Regions from separate parts of the Homo sapiens genome. Here region 2 is linked to region 1. Evidence: chromatin loops called from intact Hi-C (ENCODE). Cell type or tissue: A673. All regions are shown on one strand. Links, peaks and the distances in the headings refer to the core of each region. The heading gives the core; the rest is flanking DNA. Region 1 overlaps ABCC11 (ATP binding cassette subfamily C member 11). Region 2 has its middle 68 kb from the start of SHCBP1.

Evidence for each region. A loop is a pair of places that touch in the nucleus more often than their neighbours do. Peaks named below come from ENCODE experiments on the same cell type or tissue, not always from the same donor. Only the 100,000 strongest peaks of a DNase experiment are listed, where the experiment ranks them.
Region 2: it touches region 1 in a loop (6-fold over the local background); 9 of 110 quality-filtered maps call a loop at or near these places.

The regions. Positions count from the first base shown.
Region 1 is chr16:48,157,673-48,172,925 of GRCh38, forward strand. ABCC11 (ATP binding cassette subfamily C member 11) reads right to left here. Exons shown (of 30, transcript NM_001370497.1): 27 at 13,217-13,295; 28 at 12,433-12,546; 29 at 9,824-9,988; 30 at 8,101-9,694. The coding sequence ends at 9,602. Among named protein-coding and RNA genes, the nearest start is that of ABCC12, 9.3 kb to the left of the region's middle. RefSeq lists enhancers at 305-1,504, 7,348-7,849, 7,850-8,349 and a silencer at 8,507-8,676. In A673, for the core only: CTCF peaks have their summits at 7,401 (motif pointing left) and 7,604; a DNase peak (open chromatin) is centred at 7,359; H3K27ac peaks cover 330 bases.
Region 2 is chr16:46,545,254-46,560,506 of GRCh38, forward strand. It overlaps the pseudogene ANKRD26P1 and the pseudogene RNU6-845P. Among named protein-coding and RNA genes, the nearest start is that of SHCBP1, 68 kb to the right of the region's middle. In A673, for the core only: a CTCF peak has its summit at 9,268 (motif pointing right); a DNase peak (open chromatin) is centred at 9,308.

The DNA of each region.
Region 1 (15,253 bases), core at 4,040-12,039:
TTAAAAATTCTATTTTGGCTGTGTGCAGAGGCTCAGGCCTATAATCCCAGTACTGGGGGGCCAAGGCAGGTGGATCACTTGAGCCCAGGCATTCAAGACAAGCCTAGGCAACATGGTGAAACCCCATCTCTACTGAAAATACAAAAATTAGCTGGGCGTGGTGGCATGTGTCTGTAGTCCTAGCTACTTGCGAGGCTGAGGTGGGAGTATGAATTGAGCCAGGGAAGTCAGGACTGCAGTGAGCTGTGATCGTGCCACTGCATTCAGGCCTGGATGATGAGAGTGACTCTGTCTCAAAAAAAAAAATTGTGTACAGTGATATACATGTGTAGGGGAGAAAAAGTGTGATACTTTTCCTCACCAGTCATGTGGGTCATGGCTGACACTCTTGTAACAAAAGGCAGACTAACAAAAGGAAAGCATAACAATTTTATTTCATCAAAGTTTAATGTGACATGTGAGTCTTCAGAAATGAATACCGAAAGGCTCAGGAAGAACTGTCCATTTTTATGCTTAGACTCAATGAGGAATGGACAGTGGTATAGAAATGCGATTGGACAGAAAGTTCTGATTAACTGTAATGGACCGAGGTGATGGGATGGGGACCCAGCAGGGCCTGTCTGTTCAGATTCTTCTTGGCCTCTCTGCACAGCATTTCTTCTTTCTAGGTATGGGGCACGACCCCTCTGGAATGAGGGTCTTAGGACCTACTCTCAGACAAAGTTGGTCAGAGAATTTCTTTACGGCCAGCTCCTGTGCAGAAGGGTGGAGGAAAGTTTGAGTCATAGTTTTAGGTTCTATCGGTGGCTTTGGGGGAAGAATTTCTATGACTCACCTTGGGGAAGGGGAACTCTGGTTTCTATGACTCACCTCATGGGAGAAGAGGTGCACAAGGGGTGCAGGAGGGCAGGAGAAGGTCAGAGAGAACTTGCTTCTGAGGCTGCTTCTGAGGTCATCCAAACTCCATCAGTTCAAAGTACTCAGCCTGCCAAAGTGCCATACTTTGGGGTATTGTTGTCCGAGCCTCAACACATGTCCACCCTGCACATCCTTGTAAATAACTATACATGCATAAATTAGGGGTCTGTGTGCGCACATACCAGCAGTGGTGCTCCATGGCAAGGGAAAATTGGTGCTTGATGGGAAGGAAATTTTCCCAGCTCTGAGGTTCTGTGGGGTCTCTATTCCAAAGTGAGGTTCTCGCCGGGCATGGTGCTTCACACCTGTAATCCCTGAACTTTGGGAGGCTTGGGCAGGCAGATCACCTGAAGCTAGGAGTTCAAGACCAGCCTGGCCAACATGGTTGAAACTCCATCTCTACTAAAAATACAAAAATTAGCCGGGCATGCTGATGCACACCTGTAGTCCCAGCTACTCGGGAGGCTGAGGCAGGAGAATCGCTTGAACCCTGGAGGCAGAAGTTGCAGTGAGCCGAGATTGTATCATTGCATTCCAGCCTGGGCGACAGAGCAGGACTCTGTCTTAACAATGACAACAAAAAAGTGAGGTTCTGTCTGAAAAAAAAAATAGAGAGAGAGGAGTGGGGAGACAAAGACGGAAAGAGACAGATAAGAGAGAAAGAGCAGAAAGACTTGGCCCAAAGGCCCCAAGAAGTGCTCAGAAATCAGTGTGTGCAGTTACATAGAATCAATAGCTCACAGTGGCTAAGAGTAGAAACTCTGGAATCAGATCTGTCCTCAAAATCTCTAAATTTCAATGTCGTCAACTACAAAATGAAAACACTATCCTGAAAGCATTGTAAATTAACTAAGGATTAAAGTGGATCATGGAAGTGAAGCGCTTAAACACAGTGCCTTAAACAAACACTCAATAAATGGTAGCTATTGTTTGTGAATAAGAATTTTAAAATTAGCAGGATCTCAGCAGGGCGCGGTGGCTCACACCTGTAATCCCAGCACTTTGGGAGGCCGAGGGGGGCAGATCACGAGGTCAGGAGATAGAGACCATCCTGGCTAGCACAGTGAAATCCCATCTCTACTAAAAATACAAAAAAATTAGCCAGGGGTGGTGGCGGGTGCCTGTAGTCCCAGCTACTCGGGAGGCTGAGGCAGGAGAATGGCATGAACCCGGAAGGCGGAGCTTGCAGTGAGCCGAGATCGTGCCCCACTGCACTCCAGCCTGGGCAACAGAGCCAGACTCCGTCTCAAAAAAAAAAAAATTAGCAGAATCTCGCTAGAAGTAAGAATTCTACCTCCTGGGTTGCTATTAGAATCTGTCTAGTAGAAATACACTGATGTCTCTGCTAAAAGAAGGGGTTTGGATTTTTCACTTTATTTGCCTAATGAACTAAGGCGAGCGATATAAAAGGACTGTCAAACAAAGCTGATGTCAAGTGATTTTGGAAAGTAATTGGAATTTGCATGGACTTTTAAAACAGTAAGTGGAAGAAATATATGTAAGTAAAGCAATAATAGGATTCGTGAGCCAGAAATACATGCATGCAACAGTCAGAGAACAAGCCCTCTAATAAAGAACAAAAATATTTCACAGCCAGAAAATGTGGGTGCTGTTCTCAGCTCCACCACTTAACAGCTTAAAGACCTGAGCAAGCCCCTTGGCTCAGAGAGCTGATCCTAGGAGTTAAAACCTGCCCCCAACATGAGAAAGAATTCTCAAAGAATCCATTCTCAGAATCAGGAAAACTATGCTAATTGCAAACAAATGAATTTTCCATTTAAATGGTGGTCATAACAATCTTGTAATAAACCTATTTCTTTCTTTGCATGGGCTGTTAAGGAGTTTAGAGCAAAAACTCAGCCATCTCTAGTAACTGTACACAATCTTATGGCATGCACTTATATGCAATTATATGCGAGGAAGTGCTCTGTTAAGTCTAAATCATGAACACACCCCAGATCAGTGAAGGATATTGATATGTGAGGGGAGAAGGAGGTGGGGAGCATTTCAGTGAATGCCACTGAGAGGGACTGAGACCCTCATATCAGAACAGAAGTTTCCAAATCGGTACGGTTCTCTCTAGAGTACAATGCTACCCATTAAGTATCTGGGAACCAAGGATTTGGCAAGAAACACGCTTATCAAGTCAGCAAAGTGTACTCCTCTTTGCTCTGATGAATCACAGTTTTGCACTAATGCTCCTCAGAGATGCCGCACTGGATGGCAAGCTCTGCGTAAGGGGCTGTCAGGCACTAGAAATAGAACTTCCATGAAGGGGCAGCCTATCTGTCCCCCTGCTCTGAGCAGGCCATGCTGGCTGGTTTGGGGGTGAGGCCTTTATCCCCAGCCCTTACTGCTTGCTTCATCCTTCTCGTTTTCTTCCCTCTCCTGTTTTATTTTATTATTTTATTTTATTTTGGGGATGGAGTTTTTCTCTTGTTGCCCAGGCTGGAGGGCAGTGGCTCGATCTCGGCTCACTGCAACCTCCACCTCCCAGGTTCAAGCAATTCTCCTGCCTCAGCTTCCCTAGTATCTGTGATTACAGGCGCATGCCATCACGCCCGGCTAATTTTTGTATTTTTAGTAGAGATGGCTTTTCACCATGTTGGCCAGGCTGGTCTCGACCTCCTGACCTCAGGTGATCCGCCCACCTTGGCCTCCCAAAGTGCTGGGATTACAGGCATGAGCCACTGCGCCCAGCCCCCTCTCCTGTTTTATATTCGAGTTCTAAACCAGCCTATTAAAAGCCAGTGGTGTGGTTGTGGGCAAGGTATCTCCTCCGCCTGGGACACGAGTTCCCTCTAGAAAATCAAAGAGCTGAGTTAAATGCAGGTTCTTAAATTGTTTGTGTGCCATGGACCTCTTTGGCATTCTAGTATATTCTCAGAAAAAGTATTTCTATGCATGAGATAAAGTACATAGGATTGCAAAGATAACCAATTATGCAGAATGTGCTTATGATAATATGTATAAAACACAGCTGAATACTGTAAGGTATATGCTTCTATATTGATGCACTAAGTAATGTGATCTAGCAGAAGTTCTAATGACTATTATAATTTCAAAGCATTGATGCATGTAAGTGATATTTTGAGACATCTGAAACAATTGAAATGAGATTTGAGAATACCGCTGATTTCTATTGGTAACAAAGTCACAGATACTGCTAATACTATCTATTTGTTGCCCCATCAAGGAAAACACCAAATTTCAGTTTGTAAAAATAAAGATGTCATTTTTTTCCCATCCAAATTCATAGATGCCCTGAATCTAGCTAAGAGGTCCATGGACCACAGGCTAAGAACAGCTGGACTGACGACTTCTAAAATTGCTTCTGACTCTGAAGCAGTTGGATTCCACAGAATTTTCTAAATGATGCCGGGGGACAGATTAGGGGACATTTAGGATAATGGGGTGAAATTTTACAATCTTAACAGCTGGCACCAGAGTGAATCAGAGGGTGGGAACCGTTTTTGTTTAGCAACTGCCTTGATCTGTCTCTTGGGGCAGTCAGAGACACCCTAATGACTTGCTTGGCAGGAAAGGGCACCAGAAGGGAGAACTAAACTGCTCTGCATAAAATGTGTCCAAGAATTGGGAGGCGGGGGCAGGGAGAACACAGACAGTAATTAGAGAACCAGAGAGGAAACCAGAGCCAGAGTGGGTAGAATGGTGAGGGACTCCTTAAGAAAGCACATGGTTGATATTCAATTGGAAGTTGTTGACTTGCTGTCAACAATTCTTTTGACCCCACCCTTCATTCAAGTGGTCTACACATACAAAGGAAATAAGGAGAAGTGCTGAATTCTCCTGCTAGATGAATGCAGTGGAGCAAAGGAGAGGATGGATGGCCTAGCGGGATGCTCAGGAAGGCAGAGTTAAAAGAGGTCATGCAAATCAAAGTGCCCGGAAGCACAGGAACTTTGGGAAGCACATTCACATGGGGGCCTGGACCCTTCCTGTCTAGATCATATGGGACACGTGCTCTCAGCTAACCTCTGTGTTCTCAGAGCACGGGCCAGAGACCAGCAGTATCAGCAACATCTGAGCCTTGTTAGAAGGGCAAATTCTTAAGCCCAACCCCAGACCTACTGGATGGAACTATATGAGGTTGGGGTCCAGCAATCTGTGTCTTGCCCTCCAGGCAATTTGGATACTCAAGTTCAAGTTTGAAAACTTCTGCTGTCAGGCGTTATTATTTCCATTATTGCATTCCAGTGTCCCAGTCCACAGAGAGGTGTATGCAGAATTTCTCCCAGCACTCAGCCTTGGGGGACCCGCTCCCAGCCTGGGGATAAGAACACTGCCCCTCACCTTGCACTGGAGAGAGCTTTCCAGAGCCAGAAAATGCTCCCAGCCACGGTGAGCTCCCTGCCCCTCCAGGCAGCCACTCCCTCCTGGGACCTTTCCAGTGACCCAAAGGTCCATGCCTTCTAGGCTGGGGCTGCCCTCTGGAGCCACTTTTCTGAAAGAAGCCCTTCCGGACCGGAAAGACTGAAGTCTGAGTCTTCCCCTCTTTCTGCTGGTGCCTTGCACAGCATGGTGCTCTGGCCACCATAGAGGTTGGTCTCTGAAGACTGCTCATTTACCAGTTTCTCTTACGATATTGTCCAGGGCTGCAGACAGAGGGCAGGGCAGGCAGGGCCAGCGTGACTGTGGCCTCCTTTGCTCTGCACATCAGTTGCTGTCATTGTGGACCACACTGTTACAGGAAAGGAGCTCCAATCCAGACACCAAGAGAGGGCTCTCGGATCTCACGCAAGAATGAATTCAGGGCGAATCCATAGAGTAAAGTGAAAGGAAGTTTATTAAGCAAGTAAAGGGGCCTGGCACGGTGGCTCACGCCTGTAATCCCAGCACTTTGGGAGGTGGAAGCGGGCGGATCACGAGGTCAGGAGAGCAAGACCATCCTGGCCTAACATGGTGAAACCCCGTCTCTACTATAATACAAAAAATTAGCTGGGCGTGGTGGCGGGCGCCTGTAGTCCCAGCTAGTTGGGAGGCTGAGTCAGGGGAGCCGCTTAAACCAGGGGGGCGGGAGCGCGGAGGTTGCAGTGAGACAAGATCGCGCCACTGCACTCCAGCCTGGTGACAGAGCAAGACTCCGTCTCAAAACAAAAAAACAAGTGAAGAAATAAAAGAATGGCTACTCCATAGAGCAGCCCCGAGGGCTGCTGGTTGTCCACTTTTATGGTTATTTCTTGATGATATGCTAAACAAGGGGTGGATTATTCATGCCTCCCCTTTTTAGACCATATAGGATAACTTCCTGACGTTGCCATGGCATTTGTAAACTGTCATGGCGCTGGTGGGAGTGGAGCAGCGAGGACAACCAGAGGTCCCTCTCTTCACCATTTTGGTTTTGGTGGGTTTTGGCCGGCTTCTTTACTGCATCCTTTTTTATCAGCAAGGTCTTTATGACCTGTATCTTGTGCCAACCTCCTATCTCATCCTGTGGCTTAGAATGCCCTAACCATCTGGGAATGCAGCCCCGTAGGTCTCAGCCTTATTTTACCCAGCCCCTATTCAAGATGGAGTTGATCTGGTTCAAATGCCTCTGACAACATCACCCCAACTCATGCCTCTAGAACCTCTAAAAAAATTCCATGACCTCCTCTCCGCCAGTATGGAATTGAAAATAAAAATAATAACAAACCATCAAATAAATATAACAAAGCACAGCAAAGCCCTGCATTCTCTCATTATAATTATTTTAGTATTATTTTTGAAAGACCAAATACCAATTTTTAAATGTTTATCATAAAACATTTCTGAAACCTGAAAAGGTGAAAAGAATTATTAAAAATCAAAGCCTCATACACTCACCACTCAGCTTAAGGAATAAAATATTACAATATTGGCTGGGCGTGGTGGCTCACAGCTATAATCCCAACAGTTTGGGAGGCGGAGGCGGGTAGATCACCTGAGGTCAGGAGTTCAAGACCAGCCTGGCCAGCTTGGCAAAACCCCGTCTCTACTAAAAATACAAAAATTAGCCAGGTGTGGTGGCAGGCACCTATAATTCCAGCTACTCAGGAGGCTGAGGTAGGAGAATCGCTGGAACCAGGTGGCAGTGAGCAGAGATCGCGCCACTGCACTCCAGCCTTCACAACAAGGTGAAACTCCGTTTCCCTCCCTCCCTCCCTCCCTCCCTCCCTCTCTCTCTCTCTCTCTCCATATATATATATATATATGTAAAATCAATGTTGTTTAAAAAAACTAATGGTATTTTTCAAAAAATTCTGCTTTATTACTGCTCGGAGCCAATGGTTCTCACATTTTGCTGCTGGAGGTGGGGACGGGGGCAGATGGGATGGGGCTCTGCACACTGAGTGGAAATGGGCTCTATTTCCTGTCCTCTGACTCCAGGGGTCAACACTTTTGTGGCGAATTATCTCCGGGGATCCGGCCAGCTCAGAAGCCCAGTGGGGCCATCACCGCATTTTTGGGACGAGGCTGCCATCTGCTGGTCGCTCAAGGAAAAGACGGCAGCTGCATCTGGCCTGGGGAGGGCCAGTGTGTAGAGAGCTCCCTCACCCGTGATGAGGGCAGTGTCCCACAGCAGTTCTGGGAATGGGGAAGCAGAGGAAGGAGAGTCACCCTCAATGGGCAGATGAGCAGCTGAACTGTGATGGGATGGTAGCATATGGGGTTCCCAGGGACACTTCAGGGCCCAAAAAAGAAAAAAGCCAGGACTGAGGGGAAGGGAATAACAGAGCAAAGGTTTTTTAAGAAAGATAAACCCCCTAGAAGGAGAAGCAGGTGCCACTAGAGAGTCCCAAATGGGGAACAGAAGGTTCGCGCTCCAGGGCACCGGACTTCTCCTGTTCCGTCCAAGGATTGCATCAGCCCCTGTAGTAGCTCATTCCCGCAGGGATTTGTTTGCTGTTCTCTCTGCCTTGAACATTCTTTCCTGCCCCAGTCCCCTTCCTTGGAGTAAATGTTTGTTCAGTGCTCAGGTCTCAGTAAACTGTGCCCACACTGCCTCCAGGAAGTCCCCGGGGGCTGCCTTTTCCTCTGCATCCTGTTCCTGCTTCTAGCCTCAGGTAGCCCTGTTCTGGATCGGCCTGTTTACTTGTTTACAGTTTTACTGTTTACTTACCCTCACGAGATTCCAAATTCCCTGAGGGCAGGGACACCATTTCATCCCCAGCACCAGTGCAGGCAAGAGAGTGAGAAATATTGGTTTACTAAATTGATTTTTTATGGCATTTTTTGAAAATCAGACATCATAATCTGGAATAAAAAGGAAAGTACTTTGAAACATATTTCCCCCAACAACAAGGTCTCCCCAGAAGTAAGTTGAAAATGATTGCCTTTTCTATTTGTCTGTAACCACATGTGGAGGGTGGGGGAGTGAGAACAAGAAAGAGAGAAAACAAATTATTTTATTTTCAGTTGTCATACGTTGTAAGTTATGCTGCTCTTCAGTAAACAATCATAGTAGACAGCTGCTATCTGGGGCCTGGCCAGCATCCATATCCATTCTTCCCTCAGGCACAATTTTACTTTGGTGAAACAACCTCTTCTATTCTCAGTCTACATGATCTAGGGCAGCAAATCCCATCCCCAGGCCCAAATATGGGCATGTGGCTCAGGCCTGGCAAATCACAGTATGCCAACAGCCTAGCACATGATTGATCAGGAACAAGCACATGACCCAAGCTGGCCCAGTGAGATTTCACCCTGGAATCATTGAGGCAAGAAGACCTGGGGGGTGCAGAGTGTGTAGGACGTGAACCTGGAGCTGCAGGCAACCATATTGCCACCATGAGGCAAGAGGAAGTTAGAAAGTGAAGCCAAACAAAGGAAAGCAGAGCTAGGAGAAGAGAAACAGAGACCTCAAAACAGGCATCCTTTCATTCCGGCACCCAACCTTGAACTTTTTCTGTATCTTTCTGTTACAAGACCAACAAACTCTTTTTTTTTTCCAAAGTTAGTTTGAGGGAGTCTCTGTTCCTTGCAACTGAATAAGTACTAGCTAACGTAAAAAGCAGAATGAAGATGGCTGGGTGCAGTGGTTCATGCCCATAACCTCAGCACTTTGGGAGGCCAAGGCAAGCGGATCACTTGAGATCAGCCTGGCCAACATGGTGAAACCCCGCCTCTACTAAAAATACAAAAATTAGCCAGTCATGGTGGCACATGCTTGTAATCCTAGCTATTCAGGAGGCTGAGGCAGGAGAATTGCTTGAACCTGGGAGGCAGAGGCTACAGTGAGCTGAGATTGCGCCACTGCGCTCCAGCCTGGGCAACAGAGCAAGACCCTGTCTAAAAAAACAAAAAGAAAAGAAACGAAAGGAAGCAGAACAAAGAAAGTGAGTTTTCCTTAGTTTTATATTTTACAAAGTCAGTACAGCATTTGCAACACTTCTAACACAGATCAGAAAACTATAAGCTTTTACCTTATTATAAAATTATTCAGCATGTAAGTTAAAAGGAGAACCACATGATCACTGAATCCCATGTCTTAGATGGTTCTGGGGTTCTAAGGTCTTGAGAGCCATCAAGTAGCCTATTCCAGGGTTTCCATCCAGCAATCCCCACCCCCCCTACATTTACCCCTGCTTCCAGGAGAAGTTCTCATCTCCAAACAAGAAGGTCGCAGACTGTGGGCCTCGAAGCTGCACCTGTGTGAACCTCTGAGCTCAGCTGCCAGCCTCCATGAAGTCTCCACATCTCCTTATCTCAGTGAAGAAGTGGCTGTGGCCATGAGGGCTGCGAACAATGACCCAGGCTTCTTCCGCAGTACCTCCGGCCGATCAAATTCTACCACCTGGAGGGTAGAGAAAGGCGAGGGGAGGATCAGGGCACAGCTGAGCTTGTGTCCTTGGAGGACTCAAAGGCATCTGGGGTAGCAGCCTGAGCCCTCATCCTCCCACCAGCCCAAGGACGCAGCCTTCACCTTCCCATTGCCCATAACCAGGATGTGGTCACAGTTCAGCACAGTGGTGACACGGTGGGCAATGACGAGCACGGTGCAGCCCTGGAAGGCTTCACGGATTGTGCGCTGGATCAGGGTGTCTGTCTCCATGTCAATGGAGGCTGTGGCTTCATCGATAAGGATGATCTGATGAATACAAAACAGGGGTGAAGGTGTCTACTTCAGGCCCTAGAGACCTGGGTCTAGCCCTGGTTTACCACTAATTCACCAGGGCCCTTCCTCTCCAGGTCTCCATTTCTTTAGCTGGGAAATGGGAGAATTATGCCGAGTGCAAAGCCCGCTCTGATTGCTGATTATCCATTACCTTATGAAGAGAACGTTAGGTCTCAACCAGGAGCTAACTGCATTTTAGTGGCCAGAGAATTAAGTTCTTGGAAATGAAAATGGCCTAGTGGCAACTTCTTGTTTTATTAACTACTTTCCCATTTACCGAAACTAAAGTAGAGCGGTGTTCTCCAAGAAGGGGCAGGCACACACCCCAGGAGGCACATGAGATGATTTCTCCAGCATATGGATAAACATTCTTTTTAGTTTAACATTTTTGTATTTATTTCATTAACGATATGCATGAGGAAACTGTAACTCACACTGAAAGTGTGATTTCACAAATGGCACTGCTTGGGATGAGGCTGTTTTTGAAAAGGGAGTATCATTAGTAAATCACAGGGTAGGTGGTACCCAGAGATGACAAAAATCATAAAGTAATGACTCAAATTTGGGAAGCAATACAGAGGAAGCCATTGCAGCACCAAATGGCTATGTAATTGAAATAAGGAAGTGTGAAGAAAGTACTACATGTACTTTGCAAATTTGTTGTTCATCTCTCCAAAGAAGAGGGGGAAAGTCCTACCTCCTCTGAAATTTTCCCAGGCTTTGGGCCCCACTGAGCTCTTTTCCCACAGCTCTGACAGTTTGCACCAACAGTTTTTGCATTTATCATTAATTAACCATGATACATGTGTGTGAGCATGCATACATGTGTGAGTATGGAGAAGGTATGTGCATATGCATGCATAAGTATGTGTGTACATGTGTGTCTTGCCTCGCCTACGTAGGAGAAGGTTTGCCCCAGGCTATCTCACATACTCAAACACCTGAAATTATGGACAAAATATCTAGAAAGCTTCTGGAAGCCCTGTTCCGCCAAATTTTTAAAAATATGCAATTTTGCAGCCATAAAAAAGAATGAGTTAATGTCCTTTGCAGGGACATGGATGAAGCTGGAAGTCATCATTCTCAGCAAACTAACACAGGAACAGAAAACCAAACACTGCATGTTCTCATTCACAAGTGGGAGTTGAACAATGAGAACACATGGACACAGGGAGGGGAACATCACACACCAGGGCCTGTCAGGTGGTGGGGGGCAAGGAAAGGGAGAGCATTAGGACAAATGCTTAATGCATGTGGGTCTTAAAACCTAGATGATGGGTTGATGGGTGCAGCAAACCACCATGGCACATGTGTACCTATGCAACAAACCTGCACGTTCTGCACATGTATCCCAGAACTTAAAGTAAATTTAAAAAATATATATATATGCAATTTTGCCCTGGATCAGCATCTGTCATCCAATTCCCAGTTCTAATAAAGATAAAAGGGATGTACTGCATCCAAGTTTTTAAAACAGTATACAGTAGGCAATTTAAAAATCAACGAGGGTCTAATGTGTTGTGTTTTTCTGAGAAAAGAGGATCATCATTTGGTCTAGTTGGAGACATTTCAGCTCAGGTGTAAGGAATCCGCTATCAGGCAGCCTAGGCTGTGAATCTCATCTACCATGCCTCACCCACACCACAAATGCATGTGGAATGGCACTCAGTGAAATGAATAAGCCCATCTTGAATTAATTTTTGTAGAAGGTGTAAGGAAGGGATCCAGTTTCAGCTTTCCACATATGGCTAGCCAGTTTTCCCAGCACCATTTATTAAATAGGGAATCCTTTCCCCATTTCTTGTTTTTGTCAGGTTTGTCAAAGATCAGATGGTTGTAGATGTGTGGAAATAATTAAGAAAATATGGCACATATACACCATGGAATACTATGCAGCCGTAAAAAAGGATGAGTTCATGTCCTTTGTAGGGACATGGATGAAGCTGGAAACCATCACTCTCAGCAAACTATTGCAAGGACAAAAAACCAAACACTGCATGTTCTCACTCATGGGTGGGAATTGAACAATGAGAACACTTGGACACAGGGTGGGGAACATCACACACTGGGGCCTGTCGTGGGGTGGGGGGAGGGGGGAGGGATAGCATTAGGAGATATACCTAATGTAAATGACGAGTTAACGGGTGCAGCACACCAACATGGCACATGTATACATATGTAACAAACCTGCACGTTGTGCACATGTACCCTAGAACTTAAAGTATAATAATAAAAAAAAGGAAATGAATAAGCCCTTTGGATTCTGTTGCTGTTGTTGTTGTTGTTGTTGTTGTTGTTAAGACGTACACCACAGAGCCCAGTGTCCCACGGTAGTGAAGGGAGAGGGAGCCGGTGTGGCTTCCCTCATCATGCGTAGTCTGTGGCTTCCCCTGGCCACACGGCAGTGGTGGCCTCACCTTGGAGTTGCGAAGCACAGCCCTGGCAATGCAGAGCAGCTGCCTCTCCCCCACAGAGAAGTTTCCACCGTTTTCCACCACATCTGTATGCAGCTTTTTGGGGAACTTTGAGATCTGCGATATGGGAAGAAGAGACAACATAACCTGGAAGCCACTGTGGGGTGAGACCCAACCTGACCTTGTCAATCTTCCGCTGTATTGGCAACACTGCCCTCCTCTCTCTACGCTCCAGCCTCTGTTTTCTTGCTCCTTAACTGCGCCTTGCTCACTCTCGTCTCTGGGCCTTTGCATACGCTAGCTCCTGTGCCCAGAATGTCCTCTCAAAAGATCTTTCATCGGCTGCCCCTCAGTTCTTGGTCTCAGCTCAGCTGCCACCTGTTTAAAGAGACCTTGCCTGGCCACCCAATTGAAAAGAGCTGCTCCTGCCCTGACGTTTCTATGGGTCTCATGACTACCTATACAGCCCTTACCAGTATCTGAAAGTATCTCCTGCATTTACTTGTTGCCTTTATCTCCTATTGAATGTACGTACCAGGAGGACAAAGACCTCATCTGCCTTGTCTTTGCTGTGCCCCTGAGCCTAGAACAGTGTCTGGCACACGGTTGGTGTCTGAGTGCCATCAGCCTTGACTTAGGAATGCCAAGTCATCTCATCTCCATGAGATGATGCATCCATGACCCGAAGCAGCAGCAGCTGGAACACCACATGAGAGGAGCCCCAAAGGGGCAGCCCCCCATGGGCGATGCAGACTTAGACCAAGACTTGGGCCTTGGAGCTACTTACGGCCTTGGTCAGGAATGTCCTCTCCAAGGCATCCCAGATCTGCTGGTCAGTGTGACGGTCAAAGGGATCTAGGTTGAATCTACCATATGAGAGAAAGAGAAGTGTTCAACAACATCACCCAGGCTTTGAACACTCATTTATATGCCCAGTGAATGACCAAGAATGTTTAGAACTGGATTATGGGGTTTAGGGAAATTCATGGAACCACCACAAATGGAGATTTTTTGTGCCTCCCAGCACCTGTTCCTTCTGCAGGCAGCAGGCCCAGGTTTTGTTTAGGGGCCACCTCCTCCCCAGTCCCCCAGCCCATGTGTTCCAGGGCAGGCTCCACCATCCACTCCTGATGGAGCAAAGGGCTCAAGGATAAGCCAATCGACATACAGCAATCCCTGGCCATGGTGCTTAGCTTGGGGTGGGAAAGTAACCAATCAGAGTGTATCTCAGGACTTTTCAGGCTACCATGGGAGACGTGCGGAGAGATTGCAACCATCCTCCCACAGGAGTGGGACACATGGAGCCCCCCAGGGCCCTCATGTGGAGTTCAGAATGAAGCAAGGCAATGCTAGGGGAAAACCGGGCCCTGGAACTCAGCCTTGGCCTCCCCATTATCATGCATGAGTCATTAGAGGCCACTTTTCCTTAAGCCATTTGGGTTTTGTTTTATTGTGTGATAGAAAGTACATAATATTTATCATTTTAACCACTTAAAAGTGTACAATTCAGCAGCATTAAATACATTAATAATGTCATGTAACCATTACCACTATTTATATCGAAACCTTTTTCATCATCCTGCTGGGCATGGTGGTTCACACCTGTAATCCCAGCACTTTGGGAGGCTGAGGTGGGCAGAACACTTGAGGTCAGGAGTTTGAGACCAGCCTGGCCAACATGGTAAAACCCCACTCCACTAAAAATACAAAAATTAGCCAGGCACAGTGATGCAAGCCTGTAGTCCCAGTTACTCAGGAAGCTGAGACAGAAGAATCACTTAAACCCAGGAGGTGGAGGTTGCAGTGAGCTGAGATGGTGTCACTGCACTCTAGCCTGGGTGACAGAGTGAGACTCGGTCTCAGAACAAAACAAAACAAAACAAAACAAAACTTTTTCATTATCCCCAACAAAAACTCTATACCCATTAAACAGTCTCTTCTTCCCCCTCCCCACCAGCCCTTGGTAACTTCTATTCTACTTTCCATCGATATGGATTTGCCTATTCCAGCTACCTCATATAAGTGGACTCATGTAGTATGTGTCCTTCTGTCTGGCATCTTTCACTTCGTGTCCATCCATATTGTAGCATGTAACATTTCCCTTCTTTTTAGAGCTGCATAATATTCCATTGTATGTATATACCACATTTTGTTTTTCCATTCATCTGTTTATAGACGTATGACTTGTTTCCACCTTTTGATTACTGTGAGTAGGGCTGCTCTAAACACTAGTGTACACATATGGGTTGAAGTCTCTGCTTTCAACACTTTGGGATATATAACTAGAAGTGAAATTCCTGGATTACATGGTAATTCTATGTTTAACTTTTTTTTTTTTTTTTTTGAGACAGGGTCTCACTCTGTCTACGAGGCTGGAGTGCAGTGGTGCAAACACAGCTCACTACAGCGTTGACCTCTTGGGCTCAAGCAAGCCTCCCACCTCAGTCTCCTGAGTAGCTGGAATTGCAAGCACAGACCACCATGCCCAGCTAATTTTTGTTTACCTTTTTGAGGAATTGCCAAATTGTTTTCCATGGTCTCTGCACAATTTTACATCCCCACTGGCAATGCATGAGAGTTTCAATTTTTTCACATCCTTGTTAATAATACTTGCTATTTACCTTTTATTATTGTTATAGCCATTCTAGTAGGTGTGAAGTGGTAGCTCATTGTTGGGGGGCTGGACTTTCTGTTTCTTGCAGTGAAAAGAATCCTAACATCCAGGTAACTGACATGAGAGAGGGAATCTATCTGGACTTTACACCCAGCAAGCTTTACACTTGCATCTGGAACAGGCAGCACTATAGACACTTCCCTGCTATGC
Region 2 (15,253 bases), core at 4,724-12,723, 1.6 Mb before region 1:
GTATTTCCGTAAAGTTAAACCAAGTGTCCTTGCCTCTTCTGCCTCCTCTTCCACCGCCTCCACCTCCTCCATCTCTCCCACTCCTGAGATAGCAAAACCAACTCCTCTTCCTACTCTACTTGAAGATGATGAGAATGAGGATGATGATCCACTTACACTTAATGAAGTCAACATATTCTATCTTCCTTATGATTTTATTAACAATATTTTCTTTTCTCTAGCTGTGTTATTGTAAGAAACAGTATTATATAAATATGCCATAAAAAAATAAAAATAAAAATAAAAATGCGGAAGGCTATGCACATCAGGGGGTCGTGGGGTATATGAGAGATCTCTGTACCTTACTCTCAATTTGCTGTGAATCTAAAACTATGTTAAATAATACAGTTATTAATTTAAAAAAAGATATTTCCTGAACTTGCTATTATCCTATATTATAAAAAGATATAGTCAGCTTGAAAATTGCAAATAAAGATCAAAGTAATATAATATGAATATTATCTCCCAAATTGAAATATACAAAAACACATAAAGCAAATAATTTTAATCGCATACTTGGGTAAAAAAATGGATAAAAATGATTGAATATTTTATCTTATTTCATAATTACAAGCAGGGATTTAACACAACATGAATCAAAACTGGTCCATCCATATAATTAGGATAAATGATAATTTTTACTTTAATTTTGAATCAAAAATTATTATGCTTATTTTATCCAACAATTTTACTGAAAGTTTAATGAGATAAGGACAGATCATAATGACCTAATATTGCCATAGTAACTTTTGTACAAATATCTGCCAACTCTTCACCAAATGTCAAAACTGTAAGCAGCATTGCAACTTAATATGAATAATGCAACTGAAACCAGTACCATGTTATGTTATATCATATTATTTGCTGTTAAAATAAAATTTTAAGACAACACCAAAAATTATGCCAGGGCCATAGCTACCACACAGCAAAGATTTTATACAGTAGGCATGAGATGAGACCACCATCCTTAGAAAGGCCTTATTACAAGAATGGCCCTGGGCTGGTGTTGGGACCTTGGATTTGGGAGGGCTCTCACCATTCCCTTACTGAGAAGAGTGGCTCGCTGTGCCTAAACTGTTTGTGCAAATGTAGCTTACTCTGAACAGCTGATTTTCTTCTGGGAGTCTAGAATTTTGGTATATGTGAGGGAGAGGATGCCTATGTGACTAGCCTCCATCAAAAACATGCATACTGGGACTTCAGTGAGAATCTGCTACTGGTAGACAACTTGTGTTGTCAGAATCTGAGGCTGGGGGAATTAAGCACATTCTGGTAACTGCACAGGAGAAGATTCCTAGAGCTTTGTGTTTGCTTCCCTCCAGACTTCACCACGTGCACCTTTTCCCTTTGCAAATTTTTCTCTGTACCATTTTATTGTATTAAATGTAATAAATCAAAGCCCTGAGTATGAATATTTGCTAAGAGCTGTGAGTCCTTCTCAGTTAATCACCAAACCTGAGGTGGTCTTGGGAGTCTCTGAAACAACTGCATCATAGAAAATTTTTATTATTTGATGTGTTATATGTAACTACAATCAGAAGGTTGCTTTGCAGAGCATCTGTCCCTAATGTTTTTTTTATTTTATTTTTTCATATTTGCCTTTCAGATTCCTATATTTCTATAAACATTTGATGAAAGGTATCAACAAATACATAAAACAATGATGGAAGAAAGTAATGTGAAACAAGCAACAATCCTATTTTGACCAGAATAAATTTAGAAACCTTGATGATTCACAATATGTTCTACAATACAAAAGTTTCTAGAAAAAGTGTTTAAAAGATCATCGTAATTTTCTCTAACTCAGCAGGGCTTCATTCATTTTTATAATGATCATGCATCTGGTTGGGTGCAGTGGCACATGCCTGTAGTCCTAGCTGCTCCTTTGGCTGAGGCAGAAGGACTGCTTGAGGCCAGGAATTCAAGCCACAGTCATTCTTGTCAATAGCTACTGCATGCCAGCCTGGGTAACATAGTGAGACCCCATCTCTTTAAAAAAACTAAATAAATAAATAAAAGATTGTGTATCATTCAGGTAACTGTGATAATTGTAGAATAACATATAGCCATCAGATATACTATAATACTGTACTACTGATCATAGAGTTATGTTTTGTTTTCAATCTTTTTCTTAATTTTTTATAAAACAAAAAAAAATTTTACCTATTAAAGTCAGTTCTTAATAGAACAAGTCAAAATGCCCAAGAAATGCATCCAAAGTACAGTATGAGTTTTTCATTGTTCCTGCCAAATAGTGAATTTGATTATTAAGGATCAACAGGACTTTTAACTTATTGAAGGGGGAAGAAAGTTATCTTGTATATAGATGACTAAAATGGTGATAGTCTGATTGCCCACATAATCTAATTAAATCACAGTTACTAATTTCCGAAGAAATGTAATTCCAGAAAAGCATTTTACATTTAAACTGTGTGAAATAAAACAATTTGTATTTGACAATCCAGGACGCACTTAAAATCTCGGCAGACCATCATCAGTCACCCTGTCAGATATAAAGAAGTTTATTTAGCATTAGAAAGTAACAGAATACCATATATACTTTAGGATAGGTAGCCAATTCTTTTAAAATCAAATAATAGACATTGGTCGAATATACATATGTTAGAAATGTGTTCTAATAGTACTTTTTTGTTTAGGGATGAAATTCAAAGGGAAGCAGTGAAAGCAGAGATATCACAAGAGGGAAGATGAAAACGAAATTACACTAATAAATAGAGTCAGGTACTGACTTCCCTACTGATGTCCCCAGAATTCCAAAAATGCTGAGAACTACTATGTACGCATATCACCTCATATTTTTCTGTGATATTACATTAGTGTTCTGCAATAAAATATTTAAAAGAAATCATTTAAAAGAAATCCAAACTGCTGATTTGCAAACTATTTCTGATCAAAACTTAAAATTCTGTCAAAGCATGGCTGTATTTTGATTCCATGTCAGAGGAAGGATATGAGTATCTGATAATGGCTTCCAGCTGTTGCTGTCAGGTTTTTGTTTGGCAACACATCCAGAAGAGCTTATCAAGGGTTTGAGTAAAAAACAAGCATTTCCCCAAAAACCAGATAAGAAAGATTACACTTTTCCTCATGAGGACCCTTAGGTTCTGACAATTCTGGGAAAATGTTGGCACAGGAACTCACCAGTCTAGGCCTGACTCTGTGTAGGTAGCTGCTGCAGTTACAAAAGAATTAGGTAGGATCGTGGTAGGTGTCTTCCATACTTGAACACCGGAAGTGCCATGTACCTAAATAGTAGACCTTACAACTCTAAAAGTGTTCTTTTGAAGAGGGCACCACCAAAGAGCTTTTAAAATATTAATTTAACTTACTTTTTAGTAATCTTACTTGTTAGAATTTATATTCCCCCTCCTTGAAATTCTCACATTTAAAATATTTTTGCAACACCTCATCCTCTGATAACCTCTCCTACTTTTCTCTAGCCACTGCTCAGCCTTCTTTACTAACTTCTTTTCCTCTGGGAAATGTTGATATTCTCAGGATCTTGCCACTGGCCTTCTGTTTATTCCACGTCTTTCCTATCATGGACAAGCTCATTCAGATCTATGACCTTGCCTACGTTATTCCAAGTCTGCAGCTCCAACCTCAGTTCTACCTCCAGCTAGAAATGCCTAAAATCCAATTACCTACTGAAAATATCCTACGTGAATATTCCATTTAACTCAACATGCACAGAAAGAGGTTAGTCATTCCTGCTGATCTGCTGCTCTTCTCCATTCACCTGCAAATCTCCTACTCCTTCCTCATGTCCAGGTTAAATGCTAGTTCATGACCTGGAAACCGGTAAATCATCTGAGATTTCTCTCTGTGCCCTAAATTTGTATATCCAATAATCACTAACTCATATTATCTCTGTCTCTTCTCTGTCTCTGCTTTATATTTCCACTACCACTGGTTCTTAACTACTGGCTTTTATAGGCTACCAACAATTAATATTATTTCTTAAATAAAAAAACAAGCAAAACAAATGAAAAAGGCAAAAACCAAGAGAAAGATCAACATTTTAAAATTACTAAGTAGCTTTCTAACATCATTTATTTCACCACGGATGGGTGAAACCCTCATAATGGACTGATGCTAGTCCAAGGATTGGTGACAAGGAAGCTATAGCTTTGGCTACTGCAAAAGCTTCCTTTGTCTTACAGTCTCTTTATGTGGTACTTTCCATCTATCCTCCATATGAGGAATCATCCAACTGCAGGCCGCAGGTCCAACCCAGCCTGCCTAATGGTTTTGTAAATAGTTTTATGGGAGCTCAGTCCTGCCTTTTGCTTACATATTATCTATGACTGCTTTCACACTACCATGGCAGGGTTGAGTAGATATGGCAGAGACCACGTGGCCTGAAATATTTCCCACCTGGTTCTTTACATTAAAAGCTTCTTAATACCATAATCAGAATGTCCTAATACTCAAATCTAATCTTGTGACTTTTCTGCTCACAATTCTATAATGAATTCCTACAGAAAACATTGCTGCCTCCCTACCGGATGACCATTCCTTATCTTTCTTGCTGGAGAACCACAAGTCTATTTGAATATTTATCATCCTAATACTCCCTCCCCATCCCCAACAAAAGAAATAACTATTCTAATTTAATCATGGTCATTACATTTGTTTTCCCAGTGCCTGGTTTAGGAATGAGCATTTGGTGTAACAAAGCCAATAAAATGTGAAAGGAAGCCCACTGCAAGCTTCTGAGTTTTCTCCCTATTTCAAAGAAACATGAGAAGAAAAGCAGCCCTTCCAGCCTTCAGAAATTGTGTTGTGAGAACATGATATTTGGAGCTCTTGCTAATTAGCCAGCCATGAAAGGAGACATGTACAAAACAGCACAGCTGAAACAGGGACACCAAGTGGGACCCAGTGTTATCACTGAACCACCCACCAAAGCAACTCTGCTTCCTATTGTTTTAGTCACTGTTAGTTAGGTCCTTTAGTATTTGCAGCCCAAAGCACTCTACCTGGTAAATTTCCCATAGCCTGCAGGATAAGATCTACTCAGTTTAATACTATAAAGTATTAAAAAGTCTATCATGAGCTTGCCTTACCTAGGTTTTTCCCTATTCCCAACCACTCCCATCTCAGTTTCTGCAACAGCAAAATAGAACTGCTCATAAACCCTGCAAAGTTCACTCAAGCATCTTACCTTTTGCACCTGCTGCTCCTTCTCCCAAGCACGCCATCTTGTTAGATGTTCCTTCTGCCAAACATGAAAACTTGTCAGATGTTCCTTCTGCCCACATCATCCTTCTGCCTCTTTACCTAGAAAAGTTCTACCCCTTCTGCATGCTTACCTGAAATCCTACCCACTTTTTAACAGCTTTCATTCCTCACCACATTCTTCAAGTGTCTGGCACATATTTAACATAATAAGTGATCATTATACACTTCCAGACGGCATCCAGCACATAGTAGTAGGCACTGAATGAAGTAGCAAATAATATAAATGAAAATGATCATAACAAACTCCTGACTGTTTTGTTTTTGTTTTGTTTTTTGAGATGGTCTTGCTCCATTGCCCAGGCTGGAATGCAGCCTCCCAAGTAGCTGGGACTACAGGTGCATGCCACCACGCCCAGCTAACTTTTTCATTTTTTTATTTTTATTTTTAGTAGAGTTGTGGTCTCACTGTGTTACCCAAGCTGGCCTCAAATTCCTAGGCTCAAGCAATTATTTTGCCTCAGCCTTCCAAAGTGCTGGGATTATAGGTATGAGTGACCGTGCCCAGCCCTGACTGTATTTTTTTTTTTTTTTTTGAGACAGAGTCTCTCTGTTGCCCAGGCTGGAATGCAGTGGGGCGATCTCGGCTCACTGCAACCTCCATCTCCTGGGTTCAAGCAATTCTCCTGCCTCAACCTCCCAAGTAGCTGGGATTACAGGCGTGTACCACCACACCTGGCTAATTTTTGTATTTTTAGTAGAGACAGGGTTTCACCATGTTGGTCAGGCTGGTCTCCAACTCCTGACCTCAGGTGATCCGCCAGCCTCAGCCTCCCAAAGTGCTGGGATTACAGGCCTGAGCCACCACACCCAGCCCCTGACTGTATTTTTAAATGTTTGTATTCTGTAACATGAAAACAAAAGAAGCTTACTCCCTAAAACACTCTTGATAGTTTATTCATTAAATGGACAAGTGTATAAATGAATAAAAATATTTTATTTGAAAATTATTGGCCAGGTGCGGTGGCTCACACCTGTAATCCCAGCCCTTTGGGAGACCGAGGCGGGTGAATCACCTGAGGTCAGGAGTTCGAGACGTCTGGCCAACATGGTGAAACCCAATCTCTACTAGAAATACAAAAAAAATTAGCCGGGCATGGTGGTGGGTGCCTATAATCCCAGCTACTCAGGAGGCTGAGGCAGGGAGAATTGCTTGAATCCAGAAGGCAGAGGTTGCAGTGAACCAAGATGGCATCTAGCCTGGGTGACAGCGCAAGACTCCGTCTCAAAAAAAAAAAAAAAAGAATCTTGAAAAAACACACAGATATGAAATAAGGACAGCTGTAGTCTATTATGAGCACCTTAAAGACCAAGACTACGTGTTTCTCACCTGTAGCTTGCAAAATCTAACTTGTAAAAGTTCTTCGATTAGACCGGGCGCGGTGGCTCACACCTGTAATCTCAGCACTTTGGGAGGCCGAGGTGGGCGGATCACGAGGTCAGGAGATCGAGACCATTCTGGCCAACACAGTGAAACCCCATCTCTACTAAAAATACAAAAAAATTAGCCGGGCGTCGTGGCAGGCGCCTGTAGTCCCAGCTACTCGGGAGGCAGAGGCAGGAGAATGGCGTGAACGCCGGAGGCACAGCTTGCAGTGAGCTGAGATCGCGCCACTGCACTCCAGCCTGGGCAACAGAGCGAGACTCCGTCTCAAAAAAAAAAAAAAAAAAAAAGTTCTTCGATTAATATGTACTAAACTAAAAGTGTCCTCATACAGTTCAGACTGTACAATGTATTTGGTGTCACATCTAGGTAGCATAGTAGCATTTTTGTTATTGCGAAGCACTTTTATACTTTTATTATAATTTGTTGAGCCTAGAGTTGAACTATTTCTGGTATTCGTTACAATAACCTTTTGGCTACTGGTAAAAGTGTTTTGTTCTAACAAAATTACTGTTATCATGACAATTAACTAGTGAAGAGAAGAACTTATCTTGTTCTAATGAAGTAAATGTATCTCATTCAATTTCAAATTAGGAAGAATGAAGTCAATAAGTGAGACCTTGTTGGTATAAGAATATGTAACATGACCTGTGCTTTTCAACAAGAAAATGCTTTTCTGACTTCTACACTTGGTATCTTCAAAAAAAATAATTTTCTATTAGTATTAGTGCACACTGGATAAGTTTTACAGTTCTTATTGACATTTGTTTATGGTACCAGAAAGGTATTGTTGAGTTCCCAGTTTTAAAAAGTTACTTTTTTTAGTGACATAAATCACTATGTAATACAGTTGACCTTTGAACAACAGGAGTTTAACCTGCAGCAGTCTAATTATATGCAGATTTTCTTCCACCTCTGCCACCTGAGACAGCAAGACCAATCTCCTTCTTCCTCCTTCTCCTCAGCCTACTCAACTTGGAGACCATGAGGATGACCCACTTCCACTTAATAAATAGTAAATATATTTTTATTCCTTATGATATTCTTAATAGCCATTTTTCTCTAGCTTGCTTTCTTGTAAGAATATAGTATAGTAACACACGTAACATACCAAATGTCTTAACTGTTTATGTTATGAATAAGGCTCCTGGTCAATAGTCATCTAATTCGTAGCTAATTTTGGGGGGAATCAAAAGTTACACACAGGTTTTCAGCTGCACACGGGGTCAGTACTGCTAAATCCTATGTTATTCAAAGGTCAACTGTAATTGACATTTATTTACTAAATAAAAGCCTTTTTTTTTTTTTTTTGAGATGGAGTTTTGCTCTTGTTGCCCAGGCTGGAGTGCAATGGCATGATCTTGGCTCACGGTAAACTCCACCTCCCGGGTTCAAGCGATTCTCCTGCCTCAGCCTCCCGAGTAGCTGGGATTACAGACATGCGCCACCATGCCCAGCTAACTTTGTATTGTTAGCAGAGACAGGGTTTCTCCATGTTGGTCAGGCTGGTCTCGAACTCCCAACCTCAGGTGATCCACCCGCCTCAGCCTCCCAAAGTGCTAGGATTATAGGCATGAGCCACACCGTGCCCGGCAATAAAAACCATTTATTTTAAAAATTAAATAGAAGCTCCAATTTCATAACATATCCAGTTTGTTATAATGAGACTATAAATAAAATATACCACATACTAACTTAAAAATCTTTTTTCTTATTTATACAAAAAAATCATATAAGATTTTAGGGACTACAATTAAAGAAATGATTCCTTTCAGATAATACTGTTTGAGATTATAAATTATCTACACACAACTTTTTAAATCTGAAATCTAACCTACTAAAAAGAAATTTAAAACACACACACATATGTGTATATGTGTGTGTATATATATATATATGTGTGTGTATGTATATGTGCAGTTTACATAGTGAGCTTTTAAACTACTCTTTGGTGATTAAAACTTCCTTGCTCTTATTTGTTAATCTATGGTAACACCACCAAGAGTAATTTACTACCAGAAGTCTTACCTGGATTGCTATTTTGAGGATTTCTAGGTGTCTCATTTTCTTTGTATTCAGACATTACTTGGTGAATGCTGTGTAAAAACGAAATAAGTAAAATTACTATTTTAAAACTGATATAAAAATAATTACCAAAAATGTTAAATTATTAGAGTATTTCAAATGATATCAGTGTTAATTTTAGAATTTTAATTATCCCATACACTTCCCATTTGTAAGCTCTACAAACTTCTCTTTAAGCAAAAATAACATGAAGTACTCATGAACTGAAGGCAGTATAGTTCAGTAAATTAACTTGCATTAGCCTTGTGGGCGGCAAGCCATCCAGGTGCCAAGGCAAGAGACCGAGGGCACAAGCTGTTCCAGTGTAATAAAATATATAAAATAATAGTTATACTAGATACAGATCATAGATATGATTATGTATTAATATCATTCATCATTAGTTTGCAGCAATTACTCTTTATTCCAATATTATAATAATCTTCACTCTAGATAGGAGCTGAGGGAACATAGTGAGAAGTGACCAGAAGACAAGAGTGCGAGCCGTCTGTTATGCCTGGACAGGGCCACCAGAGGGCTCCTTGGTCTAGCTGTAGCGCCAGCATGTGGGAAGACGCCCGTTGACAAGCGGACCGTGGTCTGGCGGTAGCGTCAGTGTTAAGGAAAAACACCCGCTACTTAGCAGACAGGGAAAGGAAGTCTCCCTTTCCCCGGAGGAGTTTAGAGAAGACTCTACTCCTCCACCTCTTGTGGAGGGCCTGACTGATAACCTGCAGTTATCCGGAGGCCTAACCATCTCCCTGTGATGCTGTGCTTCAGTGGTCACGCTCCTAGTCCGCCTTCATGTTCCATCCTGTACACTGGCTCTGCCTTTTAGATAGTAGTAGCAAGTTAGTGAAAGTACTAAAAGTCTCTGATAAGCAGAAATAATGGCATAAGCTGTCTCTCTCCTCTGTCTTTCTGCCTCGGCTGACAGGCAGGGAAGAGCCCCCTGTCCAGTGGACACATGACCCACGTGACCTTACCTATCATTGGAAATGGCTCACACTCCTTACCCTGCCCCTTTGTCTTGTATCCAATAAATATCAGCGCAGCCTGGCATTCTGGGCCACTACCGGTCTCCGCATCTTGGTGGTAGTGGTCCCCCGGGCCCAGCTGTCTTTTATCTGTTTGTCTTGTGTCTTTATTTCTACACTCTCTCGTCTCCGCACACGGGGAGAAAACCCACCGACCCTGTGGGGCTGGACCCTACAAGCCTGACAATAATGGAAAGTGTCTTAACTCAGAATAAGCCCTAGCTCCATAACCAAAAGCTACTAGTTCTTGGATGAGTTGCTTTTGTTAGGTTCAATGTCTTCTTCTAAAAAGTGAGAATTTTACTGTCTTGTTTTACTAGGTTGTTATAAAAACTTGAGATAACGTATTTTGAATGTTCAGAAAAATAGCGAAGCAATGAAATAATTTGTTCTTGAACTTTATTGGTGAAACTATCTTGGAACTGCAAATAATATCCAATGCGTATTTTTTGTAGGTTCTAATATTGAAATGTTGTGGTACTTGGGAAATATTATTAAGTCCTAATTTTGTTTATTAGGTGTTCTACTCTTTGTGGCTTCTAATTTAGGGCATCTCATATATTTCATAGTTTGTAACTACATTTATTTATAAACCTATTATCTCATTAAATTAGATAACATTAATTGTCTACTGTTACTGAGCTCATCGATCATACCAAAGGCAAAAAACTAATAGATATTAAGACCTGCCTTGGACTACTATTCCTTCTTTACAGACTCAAACTCTGAACCAGTAGATCTTTGTTAGAATGATGCTTAATCTCCATGTTCACCTCCAACTGACATAAAAGATAAAACTCTTTTTGTAAGTTCCATGAAGGAGATGCAAGTTGACATTTTTCTCATTTCTGAGACACATACTAACAATATATTTGCACACAACATCCCATGTTTTACTCAGCTCCATTCTCATTCCATAGATCACTGTATGTGAATATTTTTGTAGTGAAAATCACAATTTCAATATTAAGTGCCAACCATTTTGCTTTGACTCATGCTGTTTCCTCGGAGCTAGTCAGAAAATTGTCAAATGACCTCCAGGGACTGCACAAAATATGAACCACTTCATGAATTTGTGTGTCATCCTTATGCAGGAGCAATGCTAATTTTCTCTGTATTATTCCAGTGTTAGGATGTGTGCTGCTGAAGCAAAGACAAAACCTACTTTACACGTGAATACTCATGAGTCATGGATGAGACTTAGCTCTGATAAACCCAATAAACCTACTTTGTTGTTGAATGGCTTCCTGTGAGGTAGAATATGAAAATATTTTTAAAACTTGAGGTAGAAATGCAAGTCGTTAGGCCAGGCATGGTGGCTCATGCCTGTAATCCCAGCACTTTGGGAGGCTGAGGCAGGCGGATCACCTGGGGTCAGGAGTTCAAGACCAGCCCGGCAAACATGGTGAAACATCGTCTCTACTAAAAATACAAAAATTACCCAGGTGTGGTGGCGCATGCCCGTAATCCCAGCTACTTGGGAGGCTGAGGTGGGATAATTGCTTGAACCCAGGAGGCGGAGGTTGCAGTGAGCCGAAATCACACTATTGCACTCCAGCCTGGGCAACAGAGCAAGACTCCATCTCAAAAAAAAAAAAAAAAAGAAAAAGAAAAGAAAAGAAATGCAAGTAACTTGGGAGATTTTCATTATTATGGAAAACAGATTGCTTGAGGATAAAACCACATATTGAAAAAAAAAAAAAAAAGAAAGAAAAAGAAAACACACAAATTGGCACCCACTGCTCTAGGGAAGGATAATATAGAACCTTCCACTCCCTAAGAAAATGTGCTAAACAGCTGTAAAGGCGCCTCAGAGTACAGATCTGGTAACAATGGAGTAAGAAAACACTGATCTCTTTCTGCAACATTATTTAACCTCTTTGACAGTTTAGAACAATCTCAACTACTATTTGACAGAAAAAAGACAAACAAGGGCCTCAAAGGATAACTTACCACGAATGCCTCAGCTAAGTCTAAGCTAAGATGTGGGCTCCACAGAAGGTTTCGAGTGTGGGGGAAGGTTGGTCAATTTTCTTTTTTTTTTTTTTTTTTTGAGACGGAGTCTCGCTGTCACCCAGGCTGGAGTGCAGTGGCGCGATCTCGGCTCACTGCAGGCTCCGCCCCCTGGGTTCACGCCATTCTCCTGCCTCACTCTCCTGAGTAGCTGGGACTACAGGCGCCCGCTACCTCGCCCGGCTAATTTTTTGTATTTTTAGTAGAGACGGGGTTTCACCGTGTTAGCCAGGATGGTCTCGATCTCCTGCCCTCGTGATCCGCCCGCCTCGGCCTCCCAAAGTGCTGGGATTACAGGCGTGAGCCACCGCGCCTGGCTAAGGTTGGTCAATTTTCTCACTATGTGTGTGGCTAAAGCTAGGATGCCCAGCTGTCAGAGCAGGATGCTAGTGCTTTGGGAACAATGGCTGAGCATATATGTATGTGAACTAAAAAAAGTTATAGCTATGAAGTCTATGTATGAATCACCATGAAAACTGAGGGCTCTGAATTAGTAAGCGAATCCTGGTGGGAAAAGTCAAGCATTAACAGACTGCAGAACCACTTTTAACGGCAATAATGCAGGAAAAGAATCAAAGGAAACAACAGAATGATTAGAATGTCCTTTTCTTCCCTTCCTTCTGACCGGTAAAAGATTGTCATTTTTATCCTTCTTGGACTTAGGAAACCCCTTAGGTTCTTGAAAAATTGAAAGAGGAGGGTATAGGAGATAGCCCTCAAAAGACCATACAAGATTTTCTGCTAAACTGAACATTTCAAGACCCAAATAATTAATTAGAGAAATCAGAGATGTGGCACTATTTTTATCCTACGCATGTGGCTATACTTGGAGTAAAAGGGACAATGTTGGGATCTCTAAGGTAAAGATCTCAAAAGTCCTGAGATAAAGAATTCTGCACCCATTGATACTTCTAACCAGTCCAGCCTTTTGCCTGATTTCTGGCTGATAAAGTGGACTAACTCACTGTCACTCCAAAACGACCTGAATTAAACTATAAAATCTCACCTGATGTATAGGATGCAATAGCTATAATTATTTTAAGCCTCAATTTAGTGTAAACTAGCCTTCTAATATAAAAACTTGCCTAGTAAAAGGACTAAAAATGGCATAATCTTCTGCAGCCCATCTAGACATATCTTGGGAAAACACATCAGCATTTTGCTGAAGAAGAATGCTGACTATTCTTGCTGATTCACAATGTACAGCAAGAATGAGGGCTGTTTTAAAACACCAGAGAGATAAATTCTTTCTTAGGAACTTTAAGAAAGTTATTTAAAAAGCTAATTTGATATAATATACCAATTTAATATCTTGCCTGTCCATGTAGAATTAAACATTTACATGTACTAACAAACATAAGCATCTTGGGTGCTCAAGTGTTCATCTTCATAAATTACCACCAATGCTTAAAAAAAAAAAAAAAAAAAAAAGCCTCTTGTCCCAGTAGAGTATTATATCATAGAAGTTGCTAACTTAAAGTCCTTTGATGAGCAAGAAACTATGCTGAGATCCCTTATCTAATGTAGGCAAAGATTTAAAGACAGATACATTGTAATTCAAAATCAGCTAGGGGTCAGATAAGTAAGAGCCATCTGCAGGCAGGAAACAATAATACTAATACTAACGGTAACAATAATAATAATCATAGTAGTTTCAGTTAATGATGCCGATACACATGTGCTAGGCACTGAACTAAATTTTATATATATATATATATATATATATAAATCTTTCTTCCACACAACCACCCTTGAAGGATATATTATTATCCTCCTTTTCATATAGAAAAACATATTTGGTGATAAGTAATGTTCCCAGGTCACATTTCTAGCAAGTGAGAAAGCTAGGACTTAAACCCAGTCTTGTGTGAATCTAAAGCCTAGCTCTTTTCTCTTTTTCACCCACCTATGGCTTGTCTTCATTAGAAGAAGAAGTTATTCATTTAAAGCTATATTTTCTTCCTCTGCCCATAGCAATTACAAATAAAAACATCAGGGCCGGGTGCAGTGGCTCATGCCTGTAATCCTAGCGCTTTGGAAGGCCGAGGCGGGTGGATCACCTGAGGTCAGGAGTTCAAGACCATCCTTGCTAACATGGTAAAACCCCATCTCTACTAAAAATACAAAAAATTAGCTGGGCATGGTGGCATGTGCCTGTAGTCTTAGTTACTCAGGAGGCTAAAGCAGGAGAATCGCTTGAACCCTGGAGGTGGAGGTTACAGTGAGCTGAGATTGCACCACTGCACTCCAGCCTGGGTGACAGAGCGAGACTCTGCCTAAAAAAATAAATTAAATAAAATAAAAACATCAAAATACACTAGAAATGAAATAGAAAAAACTAATGAACCCACGGTATCTGGTAATAGCAATTAACAGCCACATAGGGATAACTTAACATTACTATTTTTCAAAGAAAGCAACTTAAAGAGTCATCTAGAAGAAAAAATGATTTTCAACTCCTATTTATGTCTAATATAGCATGTTTAAAGGAAGAGCATATAAGAAGCAGAGGTTAAAAACTACTATAAAAGGGTTAAGAAGTTCAATATTTATTAAATCTTAAAGTATACTAAAAGTTAAAATCTACATTTCATACAACTAACAAAACCAATATAAAAACACTTTGGTCAGGTCACATGACCAAAAACATCACATTACAAATAACAAACACCAGTCAATATAATAAGAGAAGATGAATCCTACTATATACTCTTCTCTATGTTGCCCAGTCCAAATAATTGTTTTTCTACTTAACCGATGATTTGTGTTGATATTTTTTACTATATCACAATAATTACAAGTTAATCTTCTTATTAATCTAGTATTTCTAACTAGAGAGACTGTTATCACTCTAGAATATCAGTCAGGTTTTAAAAAAAGAACTAATTACTGTACCTTTCAAGCTTAACTGCAGTTAAATTTTCTTTTTGCTTTCTTAAAAAGTCTTCCATTTGCTGTTTTTGTTCATGTACAGCTAGCAAAAATGGTGTGAGTTCATCCTGTAAAACGGCAAGAGCAACTGATAATTCACAACGTTACATATTTCTCAACTGAGCTGGAAACTTTATATTTATGTAAGTAAGTAAGTCCCTTCCTTTTTATTCTTCTTTGCTTTTCCGTGTGCTGTTCCTTCCCTTGGAAAAACCCCTTCTCCTCCACCTCACCACATGAACTCTGGTCATCTCCAAAACTCACTTCAATACCAGCTCCAATAATCTTCACTTCTGTCACAGCACTTAACATAGTATATTGTAATGATTTTATTGTTTTCCATGTAAACCAAGAGCTTCTTGAGGGCAGGGGCTCTACCTTTTATCTCTATATTCCCAAATCTTAAGACATATTAGTAAAAGCTTCAAGCGTTTTTATTAATGATCTAAATTATTGCGTCTAGTGTTTCTTAAGCTGCATTGCAAAGAATGTTTACTTTACCAGATGTGTAACACATCCAGCT